Regions from separate parts of the Homo sapiens genome. Here region 1 is linked to region 2. Evidence: chromatin loops called from intact Hi-C (ENCODE). Cell type or tissue: heart right ventricle. All regions are shown on one strand. Links, peaks and the distances in the headings refer to the core of each region. The heading gives the core; the rest is flanking DNA.

Region 1 (6,999 bases), core at 1,376-6,375, 110 kb before region 2:
CCCTGCTCTTGTTTACATTGCCGGTTTACACTGTTTCTCCAAGCTATCACAGCTGATATCTCCTGGTGCTATCCCCAAACCGTCACTCTTAACTGTTAAAGTAAATAAATAAGCTTTGCTGGTAAGGCTATGCTGAACCTCCTTAGGCATTCTCTAATTAGATGTCCTAAGTCCTCCCAGTTCTTAGTCCTTTTTTTTTTATTATTATTATTATACTTTAAGTTTTAGGGTACATGTGCACCTGTTTTTCTCCTTCTCTTATTCTGTTTAGTTTTTCAATTCATACAAAACTGTATCCAGGCCATCACCAATAATTCTAAATGACAAATGTTTCTTCTAACAACCCCACAATATCACCCCTTACCACAAAATCTTCCTTCAGCTTAATCTCTCCCACTCTAGGTTCCCACGCCGCCCCTAGTCCCGCTTGAAGCAGCCCGGAGAAACATCGCCCATTATCTCTCCATACCACCCCCAAAAATTTTCGCCATCCCAACACTTTACCACTGTTTTGTTTTATTTTATAAATAAATTAATTATTAAGAATATATATTTATTTTATAAATAAATTAATTATTAATATAAGAAGACAGGAATGCCAGGCCTCTGAGCCCAAGCTAAGCCATCATATCCCCTGTGACCTGCACATACACATCCAGATGGCCGGTTCCTGCCTTAACTGATGACATTCCACCACAAAAGAAGTGAAAATGGCCTGTTCCTGCCTTAACTGTGACATTGTCTTGTGAAATTCCTTCTCCTGGCTCATCCTGGCTCAAAAGCTCCCCTACTGAGTACCTTGTGACCCCCACTCCTGCCTGCCAGAGAACAACCCCCCTTTTTCCTTTACCTACCCAAATCCTATAAAATGGCCCCACCCCTATCTCCCTTCGCTGACTCTCTTTTCAGACTCAGCCCGCCTGCACCCAGGTGATTAAAAGCTTTATTGCTCACACAAAGCCTGTTTGGTGGTCTCTTCACATGGACGTGTGTGAAACCAGCTACTTGGGAAGTGGAGGCAGGAGGATCGCTTGTGTCTAGGAGGTCAAAGCTGCACTGAGTTATGACGGCATCACTGCACTCCAGCCTAGGTGACTCAGTGAAACCCAGTTCAAAAAATTATTTTTTTAAAAAAAGAGTGTAGAAAGAGTTCAACAACAAAGGAGTAGCACAGGATATTTGGGTATGCAGGGGGTAAGACAGTGATGGAACTGTTCTATTTCTTGATTGTGATGATGGTTATATTAGTTTGTACATTTGTTAAGACTCATAGAACTATATACCAATAAGAGTGATTTTTGCAGTATGTAAATTTTAAAACAAATTAAGAAAATGTATTGAAAATAAAATCATAGACCGCAATACCATTGTATTAGTTTCCTATGGCTGCTGTGACAAGTAACCACAAACTTGGTGATTTTAAACAACATGAATGTACTTTTCCGTAGTTCTAGAGGCCAGAAGTCCAAGATGAGTCTTACAGAGCTAAAATCAAGGTGTAGACAGGCCCAGGCTCCTCCTGGAGGTTGCCTCCTCCAACTACTGGTGGCCATTGGCATTTCTTGGCTTGTGGCTGCATCACTCCAATCTCTGTTTCCATGGTCATATTAATTTCTCTTCTTTTTTCTGTGTGAATTGTGCCTTTGTCCCCTCTCTTATAATGACACTTAGGATTGCATTAGAGATCAGGTGAATACTCCAAGATAATCTCCTATCTCAAGAATCTTTAATGACTCTAGACAGCCTTTGCCATATAAGGTAATATTCACTGATTCCAGGGATTAGAATGTGGCCATTCGGAGTATGAGGCCATCATTCAGCCTCCCACAACTGTAGTAAATAGGAGAGGTCTACACAGGGAACTTTTCATATACTGATAATGTTCAAATTCTTAAGTGATAAAAACATAGGTGTTCAGCATTTAAGTGGCAGAAAACAAGAAGAAATGGGAGTATTTCTACTGAGTGAGTAGTTTGGAGAAGTTAGAAAATATATGGTAAATTCAAGCTATGATGAATTATCCTAGTTCAATTGTGTTACTATAAAGGAATACCTGAGGCTGAGTAATTTATGAAGAAAAGAGGTTTATTTGGTTCACAGTTCTGCAGGCTGTACAAGAAGAACGGTGCCAGCATCTGCTTGTCACTAAGGCCTCAGGCTGCTTGCACACATGGTAGAAGGTGAAGAGGAGCCTGCATGTACAGAGATTACACAGTGGGAAAGGAAGCAAGAGAGAGGGAAGGGAGGTGCTAGGCTTTTCTTAACAACCAGCTCCCACAGAAACTAAGAGTGAGAATTCACTCATCTCCAGCTCCCATCAGAGGGCATTAATCTATTCATGAGGGATCTGCCACCATGATGCAAACACTTCCCATTAAGCCCGACCTCCAATATTGAAGATCAAATTGAAACATGAGATTTGGAGGGTTCGAACTTCTAAACTATAGCATGACTACACTCAAGTGACTTGAATATGGGATGTGGTGGAGTATATCATGAAAGAGGTTTAAAAGGTTACAGCCAAATAATAGGGCACCTCAAATCTCTTGGTAATAATTTTGGCATCATTCTGGAGGTCTTACAGAGTGATTAAATGTTTTTGAGTCAGTGGGAATCAAACCAATGTGTTAATTCATCGTATAAATACATACAAATTATAATAGCATTTATTATGTGGCAAGAATGGCTTAAGAACTTTAAATATTTTAAATCATTTTATTCTTGTAGCATCCTTAAGAGTAAGCACTATTATTATCATCATTTTACAAATGAGGAAACTGAAGCACAGAAATGTCAAGTGGCTTTCCCAAGGTCATACCGCAAGTAAGTCACAGAATCAGTATTTGGATCTAGGAAGAGAGCCTTCAGAGTCCTTGTTTTAATTATTTGCTCTACCAAGAAGAAAAAGAAGAGAGAAAAAAAGAAAATAAAGAATACAGACAGGCAGGTTAATGAGAGAAAAAGATAAATAATGAAGAACAAAAAGCAAGGAGCAATATTCTGAAGAGTTACAGACATGATGGAATAAACAGCAAGTTGTCAAAAGGAGCTGCAAATGCCCATGTATGCCCTTTCAGGAGCGCTAGACTATCTGCATGAGACAGAGAGTAAATCCTGATGCCATCACTCAAACTAGACCTACAAGTGCCTCGAGTTCTTACAGATCCCCATCTTTCTGGGCAAAACATCCATCCTTCAAATCATTCCACAGGTTAAAGAACAAATGTCAGGTTACACTCTTGAATAGTACAGTCCTATTTTCTCCCATAAATGCCTGCATAGGACGTCTTCTTCATATGGACCCTAAAATATTTCTACAAGTAGTAGACATTTTTTAGAACTGCAATAAAGTAATGTAATAAATGCATTGTTTGAATTTTTTCCTGTTTTATATATGATACCTGAGATTAGAATTGTGTCCCTTTTATATAAAATTGGGCAGTTTTATTTTGTGCCATTTCAAAGGTATTGTTCTATATCACTGTAGTTTCAGATGTTTATTTTTTATTATTTCAAAGTCAAAACATGAAGAAGTAAGATGTATGTTTCTGTATGCCTTTAAAAATGCAAACCTGCAACATTAATGGGAACTTTCCCCAGGACACTTCATTTCAGTTCCAACTGGCTGCTAATTACTTACTCACAGTGGAAGTGTCACACTGCTTTCCTTTCAGCACTTCGTTGGCCAAGTGTCTCTGGCAATAATCTCTCAACACATAAGCACCATTCCCTTTCATCACATTATTTAATCAATAAAGTAATGTCCTCGCACTGGCCAGGCTCAGAGCCATCTTGTCACAAGTGCTAAATAAATGAAACAAACACCAGTCCTGCTTCTACAACCTCTCCATTAATAAACATGAACGGAGACGCCTTTAATACAAAATCCATTCTCTCAAACGTTTAAAACTGCACACACATGCACGTTTGCAAGACTAGAAGAGGAATCATTTATATGATGGTGAGAATAGACCAAGCAGCACTGGGCCAAGTCCCACTCACAAGTGGTGAGATTACGTTATTTCCAACTGGGACAAGTGCCCCTTCCATGCTCTCCCAGGGCTGCTTGTTCCCAAGGGGTGATGTTTCCTCATCCATGTTCTGTCTGTAAGAGGCAAGCACATCATGGCACTCCCTCTGCTGCTCAGTTTACAAAAGAATGATAGGATGCCCCATTTTTCCTTCTCTTTTTGCCAGGGGCCCTGCACTATGGTAGTATTGGGCTTCCAAATATAAAGTTTGGATCCCAATTCATCCTCTCCTATTTCTCAATGGTAATAAAACCAGAGGAGAGAAGGGTGAGTCTTAGCCTTAGTCTAACAGATGCTGGCACACTCTAGGTATGCAATGTTAAAAGGATAAATGACTTATTTATGTAGCATCAGAGTCACCTTCTTTAGAAGCTAGCATTTATTAAGCACTTAATATGTGGCAGGCACTCTTCTAATAGGTAACTTGCTTAATTCTCTCATTTTATACATTGAGAAACTAAGGCTTGGCAAGGATAAGTCAGTTATCCAGAGTCCCAGCAGGTGAGAGCAAAGCTAGGATGTCTTCATTTCTCTGTGAAAAGTTATTTCCAATTGGAGTCCTAGAACTTTCAAGATCCACCTTTTTTTTTCACTGTTTTTATTTATCTGTGCTGCCTGAGGGAATACATTCTTATGACCAACTGGCATTGCTGTCAGTGTTTCAAGAGTAAGCTCGCTATCCCCAAGTTCTCTGGCATTGAAGAATCAGGAACCATGTTTTTATAAATAAAATCACTCTGTAATCATTCCACTTTCTGTGAAAAATCTCACCACACCACAATACTTCCATGGGTTCCCAAAAGGTTCCCTGTGTCCGATTCCTACTCTTTCTGAAATCCCTCTCCTTGCCATCTCACCTCCAGGTGAGTTCTTCCTCATTCCCCCTCTGTCCCAAGCATGGGAGAGCTCCTCTTCCTGCATCACCCAAAGCACCATTAAATAAGGGTGCCATGTAAAACTGACTTGTATTGAGGATTATAGAAGGAAATTAAATTACACCACAGGTCAAAAACTAACTTCAAATGGAATATTCCACACCATAAATATATTCAGCCATTCTTCTACAATAACTCTCTTACCAACCCTCTTCCCCGCTTAGGTCCTGACTGTTATCCATGTCATCTTCCTACTAAGACCCTTTTATTCTGTCTCCTCTACTCTATATACTACTCAAGCCCTAAACAACTCCTTCTTGAGCTTCCAAAAGACAATCATCAAACTCTTGTTACTTGATGATACAGAGCAAATAAAGCACCCTCCCAATGTCTAGGTGAATTTTGGGGCACTTACTTTTCATTCTAAAAAAACAAAAAAAAAAATAAGGTTTTCCTTACAAAAAGAGAAATCCTCTTTTTTAAGGGTGGCCACTTCAAAATGAAGCCACCCATTATGTTTTTCTCACTGCACAATTTTTAGAGTTCTAGAAAGTGAATAGAGCCTTGTCTAAGCAGTCAAAGCTCTCAGCAGTGTGGATAACTGCCCTTACCCTAAAACAATGCTTTATTTAAGATGCCTAGAGGAAGGATATCCTAGTCAAAATATTCTTTTTTAAAAATAAAATAGAAATAGCTCCTCCTGAGCTATTTGACAAGTTAGTGCCACTTAGGGTGAGTGTCACACTCTTGATGTTGTTCAATAAATATTTGCTAAATAAATTGGTGATTGCAGTCACTTCCCAAAGGAAAGAAGACAAAAGGTACAAGTAAAGTAAAATTACTTTATTTTCACTTTAAGAGCAAAAACTTTAATAATTGCCTTGAGTCTGTTTTAGCAGAAATTAGGCACTTGGTTTTCATTAGCAGAGGCATTCAGAGATATTTCTGCTAATGAAAATCTAAAACCAGGCCTTTAAAATGGCTTAGTGATAGTGATGATTCTTAAGAGAGCTCATGAGTTTCCCAGCCCTATGGGACATGTTGATCATTCATTTTATAGGTCAAATGCAAGTGCGTTTATTAATGTATGCTCTGATCTAACCCACATTGCAGGACTAACTTCACAGTGCTTGATCAATGATACCCAAATTAATGGATTCATCAGTGCTGCCTATTGAGACACCCTCGTCATTTATATTGCATTTCTTCCAACTCGTAATTAGGCATGTAATCTGTGCAGTCTCTAAGTGGATTCTTGAAAAGAAACCTACATCAGAAGAAAGTGTGGAGATTTTTATTGTATTGATGACTTTGGCTCATCAGTTGCTCCTGTTCTGTTACATTATTTCTTCTACATCTTGACGGGTACTTTCTTTCTCATGCTAAAGTTCCCCCATTGTTACAAATCCTTCAGTCAAAGATTGTATTCTACATCATGCCTTTCCTTTGTCCATAAAATTTCTGTTCCTACTACTTCATTGAAATATTTATTTCAAAAGTCTTCAATAATCTTCTAACCACAAAATGTAATTCCCTTTCATAGACTCAGTAGCATCTGGTATTGCTAACCATGCACTCTTATTTGAAACCTTTTCACCTGCTGGACTCTAAGACATTACCCTTTCCAGATCCTTTTCCTGTCTCTCTGTTCAGAATTCATCAGTCTCTTTGTAGGATCTCTTTCTACCAGCTTGTTAAACTTTCCTCCAAGTTCTGCCGCCTCGACTTGACAATATACTTGACATATATACTTATGTATATATGACATGACTATATACTCATCTTGACAATATACTCATTCCAATGGCTTCTACAATCACCTCTAGGTACATAATTTCCAAACTTAAGCCCTAATGTAACTACTAAAGAGGAAAGCAAGGGAAGGATGAAATAATATGGTAGAAATAAATCCCCAAACGCCATTAATAAAAGCAAATATTAAAAAACTAAATTCTCCAGTTTAAAAGATCTTCAGTGAAGATAAAATACAAGTTGATTACAAACTCTAAGATTGAATAAACATAGAAATTTGTTTGTATGTGTTTGAAAGAGGAACGCCCAAAACATAAAGACACAGAAGTTTGAAAGTAAAG
Region 2 (6,999 bases), core at 1,029-6,028:
ACCAGAATATGTTCTAGAGTCAACGTGCACATTTAATGTAGTGTTTCCCTTCAAAAAGAGTGTCTTAGAATGGCTTAGAAGCCTAGAGCTGTGGTAAGTCAAAGATACATAAAACTGTCTCATGTGTTCCAGCCACTAACGCATGATCTTAACTCTTTTTTTGACTTTATTCCTCAGGTGCTTTGGGGGAAAAAAGTACATTTGCATTTCATGAGTTTAGGCCTGAGCTTTTGTAGTTTAGTATCATTGACTCTCCTTCCTCTTTGCTATTTCCTCCCATTGGATCATTATGGTATTATTATTAAAAAGTAAACTATTCCTGGAGACCCTCTCTGCTTTTGAGAACATCTCCCATCTCCCTTCCACTTAGACACACACACTACCTTTTTTATGCCTGGCCATTTGGCTTTAGTCTTAACTTCTTTGCCCCTGAGTCTATGGAGGAGTCTTACATGTTGCCCATTATATCAAAGCTTTGTGGAAGTCAAGGGTGGATTATGTATAAACACAACTTTCTTTGTCTTGGCACTTCCTCATACATTTTCATAAAATGTTAACTGCTGAATTCCATTAGCTCCAAAAAGAGAGTGAGTAGAATGCCAGGTTTGAATGTTAAAGTTCTACGTTAAACTTTCAAAAATCTAAAGCCATCTTCATTATCTACAATCCTTAAAAAATTATCTAATCAAAATGTTTACTGGATGCAAACATTTTCAGTCAGCACATGGAAGTCTGAGAGATAGGTAGATGAAAAATAGGTATATGTTTGTATCTATAAAAGTATGTGAGTATTTTTGCTTAAAATCTAAATAATTATTAGTGTATTCATTTCTACATATACATAAATTGATATGTAATTGTGGATTACATAAAATTGATCCATGTGATTGCGTACATGTATAGAAACATGTAAACTTAGCCATACCTTTATAAACCATACATAATTCATTTAATGACGTGCAATAGAAACTAGGTTAAAATTTGAGCTCTGCCATTGTCTTACTTTGTGAAACTAAGTCACTTAAATGTTCTGACCCTCAGTTTTATCTTTGTAAAATAAGTATGAAACAATAATGCTGCCATACATACCACAGAGGCCTATGTGGAGGATCATTCAAAAAACTTTTTTAACTATAAAATACTTTATAAATATTAATAATGTTTAATGAGATATGTATAAATACCTCAACTTACTCATAAAAAATCCATATTCTTAAAATAGTATATTTTTCAACAATTTAGTATTTCTTTTTTATTTACAGCTGATATGTAACACAAAATAATTGAAACTTTCTTTTTAAAATGAATTGGTTTAAAATATATTAAATATATATTAATCTATAATGTATAAATAATATATAATATATACATAAAATTTATCATATATATTTATTGTATTATATATAGTTGTACATGGTTTTAGATACCATAAATATATAGTATAAATTTATAACAGATGTCAACTTATTTTCAGTGGTCTTATCTTCAGTAGTCTAGTTCAGAAAACCTATAAGAAAAGGAAAAACCTACTTTTAAAAGTTATGTTTATTTTCTAGCTGCTTAGGTTTAGCATACAAACCTATATAAATGTGATTTGTTAAAATAATGGCATAAGTTACATGTAAATTTAAGAAATGAAATCAGTCCTATGCAGATATCTATGGCCAAAGTTATACTGCATGATCAAATACTTGCAAAGACCTATCATAGCCTTGCAAAATTAATCTTAAGTTAAATATAGTCTGTGAGGCACTGCTGCACTGGAGTTTCTGGATGTCAAGGTCACCCTAGAAATGTCCCAGGAGAAGGCTCTGGATATCACTGACTCAGACATTTAGAATCACCCCTTTTAACACTGTGCTTGCTGAGACTTGCAGGTATATTCTCTGTATTATAGCTTGTAAATATAGAGAAGCTTTCTCACAGCAGCCACGCCTATGAGCATCTTCAATGACTTTACCTCAAAATCAACCACATAGAGTCAACTTGGATGAAATCTTTATTGTGAAGCCTCCATTCTCATGTGAAAAATACCTTTTTTGGTGGGGGCGGATAGGGTAAAGAGCCTTATAGTCTTTGTCAACTGCTCTCAGGTAGAATGACTAGACAGGGAAGAGCAACATCCAGTGAAGTACAATTTGGTTTACAGACCCCCAAAAAGTATCACAAAGTAAACTGCTGGATCTTCTTTCACAGTTGCACATGTGTCTGTTCCCACCTCTTCTTAAACTTACTGCTTTCCAGTCAAGCAGCGGAGTGTAATTCCCCTGTACTTGAATCTAGAGCAGCCTTGATAATTGGTTCTTTCTGGTGGTGTGCAGGAAATGCTACCCCCAAAATATGGCACCATGGCATACTAAGTAGTTTCCATTTAAGGAAATTGACAAAATCTGCGGAAGCAGGAAGATCTCTCTGACCTGCTCCTGTCCCCTCTCTTTTGAAGCAGGTCATAGAAACTGAAATTCCCCTCACTCTTCCTTCCATAAAGCAGGACATAAAACATAGGAAGGTCATTCTCTGACCCTTTCTCCCCTGAAGACCTTCCTGTGGCAGGTGTCCTGACCTACACCTGGAGAAAAGAAATGTCACACAGAGAGGTCAAGAAGAGTCTGAATGAAAAAGGCTTTGCTAAAGTCTCACCCCACCTCACCCAGTTTATTGCCATTAGATCACATCCTTTTGTCTTCTAATCATATTTCTATGTGACTGTCCACAGTTTTCCCTGGGTCTTTGGGTCTTCCTCTCTGGAGGCGCCTATGTAACATAAAACTTATATTAAATATATCTGTATGCTTTTCTCTTATTTGTCTTTTGTTATAGGGGTGTCAGCCATGACCCTTGCAATGGGTGAGAAAAGGAATTTTTCCTCCCCTACAGTTCATAGCCAATAAAATGTGTAAGAAGTGATACAGTGTGACAGGTCATAAAAGGTGACATGGCTTTGGCCTTGTTCACCAGGACACTAGCCTTTTGAGCCCTGAGCTGCCATTTAAGAAGTCCAATCCTGGGCGAGGTGGCTCATGCCTGTAATCCCAGCACTTTGGGAGGCCGAGATGAGCAGATCACAAGGTCAGGAGATCGAGACCATCCTGGCTAACATGGTGAAACCCTGTCTCTACTAAAAATACAAAAAATTAGCCGGGCATGGTGGAACGCGCCTGTAGTCCCAGATACTAGGGAGGGTGAGGCAGGAGAATCACTTGAACCTGGGAGGCAGAGGTTGCAGTGAGCCAAGATCGTGCCACTGCACTCCAGCATGGGCGAAAGAGCGAGACTTCATCTCAAAAAAACAAAAACAAAAACAAAAAAAAACAACGAAGACAAAAAGAAGTCCAAATATTCTGAGGCCGCCAAGCTGTGAGAAAGCCTCACCCACAAGGAGGAGCCACACACTCATGGACCTGGCAACAGCCTCAGCTATAGTTCCAGCTGACAACCAACATCACCGTCACACATAACTAAAAATGCCTCTAGGTGATTCCAGCCAATAGCCTTTGCATCTTCCCAGCTCAGGCTGCAGATATCATGGAGCAGAGAGGCAAGCCAAGCCCACTGTGTCCTGTCTGAGTTCCCAACCCAAAGAAATTATAAGCATAATGAAATGATTATTTCATGTCGCTAAGTTTTGGGATAGTTTATTTCATTGCAATAGTAATTGAAATACCTCCTAAGTAAAAAAAAAAAAAAAAAAAAAAAAATCTTTCTTTCACTATCCTCTCACAACACACTTCTGACACCAGATGTGTGGGGATTTCTCCCCACCAGCAAGCAATTGATCAGTTCTGCAGTGGACACCAGCTGGCTGTCCTCCAATTCAATTCTGACACTATCTACTTGGAGATAGCATCAGATCTTGTGGGTTGAGGGCTCAGTCCCCAAAACTGCCCCCTGCCCCGACACACTTTGAATGCCAATTACAAGCCCCAGGATATTTTATTTTACCTATGTGTTTGTGACCAACTGGTTATAAAACTATAAAACAGGGTTCTTTGGGCTTGATTAATTTGCTAGCATGGCTCACAGAACTCAGGGAAACACATTTACTGATTTATTACAAAGATTATTACAAAAAATACAGACGGAGAGATGCATAGGGTGAGGTAAGGGGAAGCGGCCTGGAGCTTCCATGCCATCTCCTGGCCCAACACCCTCCAGGAAACTCCACATGAGCTATCTGGAAGCTCATCCAAACCCTGTTTTTTTAGGTTTTTATAGAGGCTTTGTTACATAAGTATGATTGATTACGTCATTGGCCATTGGTGATCCTCTTTAACCTTCAACCTCTCTTCTCTTCCCAGAGTTGCCAGTGTGGGCTGAAAGTTCCAACCCTCTAATCTGCCTTGGTCTTTCCAGTGACAGTCCTCATCATGAAGCTGCCTAGGGGCTCCCAGCCGTCATTAGCATACAAAAAGACATCAGCTAGAGATTCTAAAGATTTTAGGGGTTGTATGTCAGGAAATGGGAGGAAAACCAAATATATATTTCACAATACATATCACACCTTCCTTCGACTCTAGTTTGGGCTCCTGACTTGCTTTGGTCAACAGAATGAGGAAAAAGTGGCAGTGTGCCAGTTCTGAACCTAGGGCTCAGGAAGACTCGCCTGTTTCTGTTTATGTGTCATGCTCTAGACGTCACAATGAGAACATGCTTAGACTAGCCTGCTAGAGAATAAGGGACATGAGCCATGCTTAAGTCATCCCAGTCATCCCAGTTGAGGACAGCCTAGATCAACCAACAACCAGCCAAAATTCAGACATGGAGCAGAGCCACCTAGCTAATGACTCCAGACAGAGAATAAATGAATGTGTGTTGTCCAATGCTGCTAAGATTTTTGTGGATTTTTAATTAATTAATTACTTTTTAAAAATACAGATTCTTGCTCTGTTGCCAGGCTGGAATGCAGTGGCACAATCATAGCTCACCGCAGCCTCTACCTCCTGGGCTCAAGCGACCCTCTGGTCTTGCCCTCCCAAAGTTCTGGGATTACAGGCGTGAGCCACGGTGCCTGGCCTTGTGGATGTTTTTTAAGCAGCATTACTGCAGCAGATGATAATCAATACACCATTTTAAAAATCCAGAGAAGACATTAATAACACACCCTCCTTTGGTCTCATAGTCCCCTTCAGCTACTGCCTTGTATGTCTACTTTTCTTCACAACAAAACTTCTCAGGTTGATTACCTACTGACAGTTTCTACTCCCTCACCTCCCATTCTTTCTTCAGCCCTAATCACTCTGACTCCTGCTCCCACCACTACTCTGGAATTGCTCTCGTCAAGTCAGCAATGACTCTCATGGTGGCAAATCTGATGATCAAGTTGCTTTGTGATCTCACTGGGCTCTGTAGAAGCGTTCAACATATTTGATAACTCTGTTTGTCCCTTTTTTTCTTTTGGCTTCTGAAATACCTCCAGGTTTTCCTCCTATTTCATTGGTTATTCTTTTTTTTTTTTTTTTTTTTTTAGATGGAGTTTTGCTCGTGTTGCCTAGGCTGTAGTGCAATGGTGTGATCTTGGCTTACCACAACCTCTGCCTCCCAGGTTCAAGCAATTCTCCTGCCTCAGCCTCCTGAGTAGCTAGGACTACAGGCATGCACCACCACGCCCAGCTAATTTTGTATTTTTAGTAGAGACGGGGTTTCTCCACGTTGGTCAAGCTAGTCTTGAACCCCCAACCTCAGGTGATCCACCCACCTTGGCCTCCCAAAGTGCTGAGATTACAGGCATGAGCCACCATGCCCGGCCGGTTATTCTTTTTTTTAAAAAAAATCATTTTTTTTGCATTATAATGAACCTTTGCTCGTTCATTTTTTTTTTTCAAATACTTATTAGGCACCTATTGTGTGTCAAGCATTTTTCTGAATGTTCTGGTCACAGCAGAAAAACAAAACAAAATCCTTGCCCTCATGGGGCTTACATTCTAGTGACAGGAGACCGAAATACACAAATAAACAAGTAAGTGTATATCACATGGTGATACATTCTATAGAGAAAAATCAAGCAGATACAGGGGGATAGATAGTGATGGGGTTCCTATTCTAAATAAGGTGGTCAGTAAAGTCCTCATTGAAAGGGTGACATTTGCACGGACCCCAGAAGAACATAAGGAGTGAGCCATATGTCTTCTGAGGGTGGAGTATCCCAGACAGAAGGAACAGCAACTGCAAAGGCCCTGAGGCAGCAGTGAGAGTAGCAGGTCCCCCTGCCTCTTTTAAATATTTTATTATACTCATTTTCAAATCAATCGCTTGGCTTTTCAAATTGAAAGCTTCACTAAGAAAAAACAAAACAAAACAAGAAAACAAAAAAAAAAACAACAATGAAGCAATCCCTCACAAACGAATGTCTCAATTTAACACAGTTTAGGGTATGAGGAAAGGAAGGCCTTTTATATCTCATCTTGGATCATTTGCTCCAGTGTTCTGGAGCAGACTCTCTGATCTCTACACAAATGCTTACTGCTTATCTTTAAAAAATCTTTTTAAATGGTGACTCAGCTGGGTGCTTTCCAGTCCCTCTTCTCTTTCTGCACTCATGCCTTGGGGGAGCTCATCCATTTCCATAGTTTAAAATACCATCTAGAAGCTGACAATGCTCAAGTTGACAAGACTAGTCAAGACCTTACTGCTGAGCTTACTCAGATTCCAATAACCAACTAGATCACATCTAATGATCTAGATGTGATCTTGACACTTCCACTCGGGCATCTCAAAATTACCTACTTCCAAAGAGAACTCTTTATTACATCAATACTCCACAAAACTCAACCCTATCGCCCCAGTATTTTCCGTCTTTAGAAATGGCCATCTACTCAGTTGCTCAAGCCAGAACTCTGTTATCATCCTTGATTTCTCTCTTTTCACTATACCCCAAGTTCAAATTATTAATCACTTAGACTGTACCTCCACACCCAGGCACTTCTTTCTATCTCCACTTCACCCATCCTGTGCCAAGGCACCAGTACTGAGTACCATATCCATGATATTCATGGGAGAAGC

What was found. Peaks named below come from ENCODE experiments on the same cell type or tissue, not always from the same donor. Only the 100,000 strongest peaks of a DNase experiment are listed, where the experiment ranks them.
Region 1: a loop joins it to region 2, with 2.8 times the contacts of the local background. A loop is called at or near these places in 1 of 110 quality-filtered maps.

Annotation. Positions count from the first base shown.
Region 1 is chr2:67,336,607-67,343,605 of GRCh38, forward strand. No RefSeq gene overlaps it. Among named protein-coding and RNA genes, the nearest start is that of ETAA1, 57 kb to the right of the region's middle. In heart right ventricle, for the core only: no CTCF peak of the experiment used is centred there; DNase peaks (open chromatin) are centred at 3,785 and 3,994; H3K27me3 peaks cover 459 bases.
Region 2 is chr2:67,447,042-67,454,040 of GRCh38, forward strand. The region is part of intron 2 of LOC107985891 (a long non-coding RNA gene); the gene reads right to left. Among named protein-coding and RNA genes, the nearest start is that of ETAA1, 53 kb to the left of the region's middle. In heart right ventricle, for the core only: a CTCF peak has its summit at 3,370 (motif pointing right); a DNase peak (open chromatin) is centred at 3,475.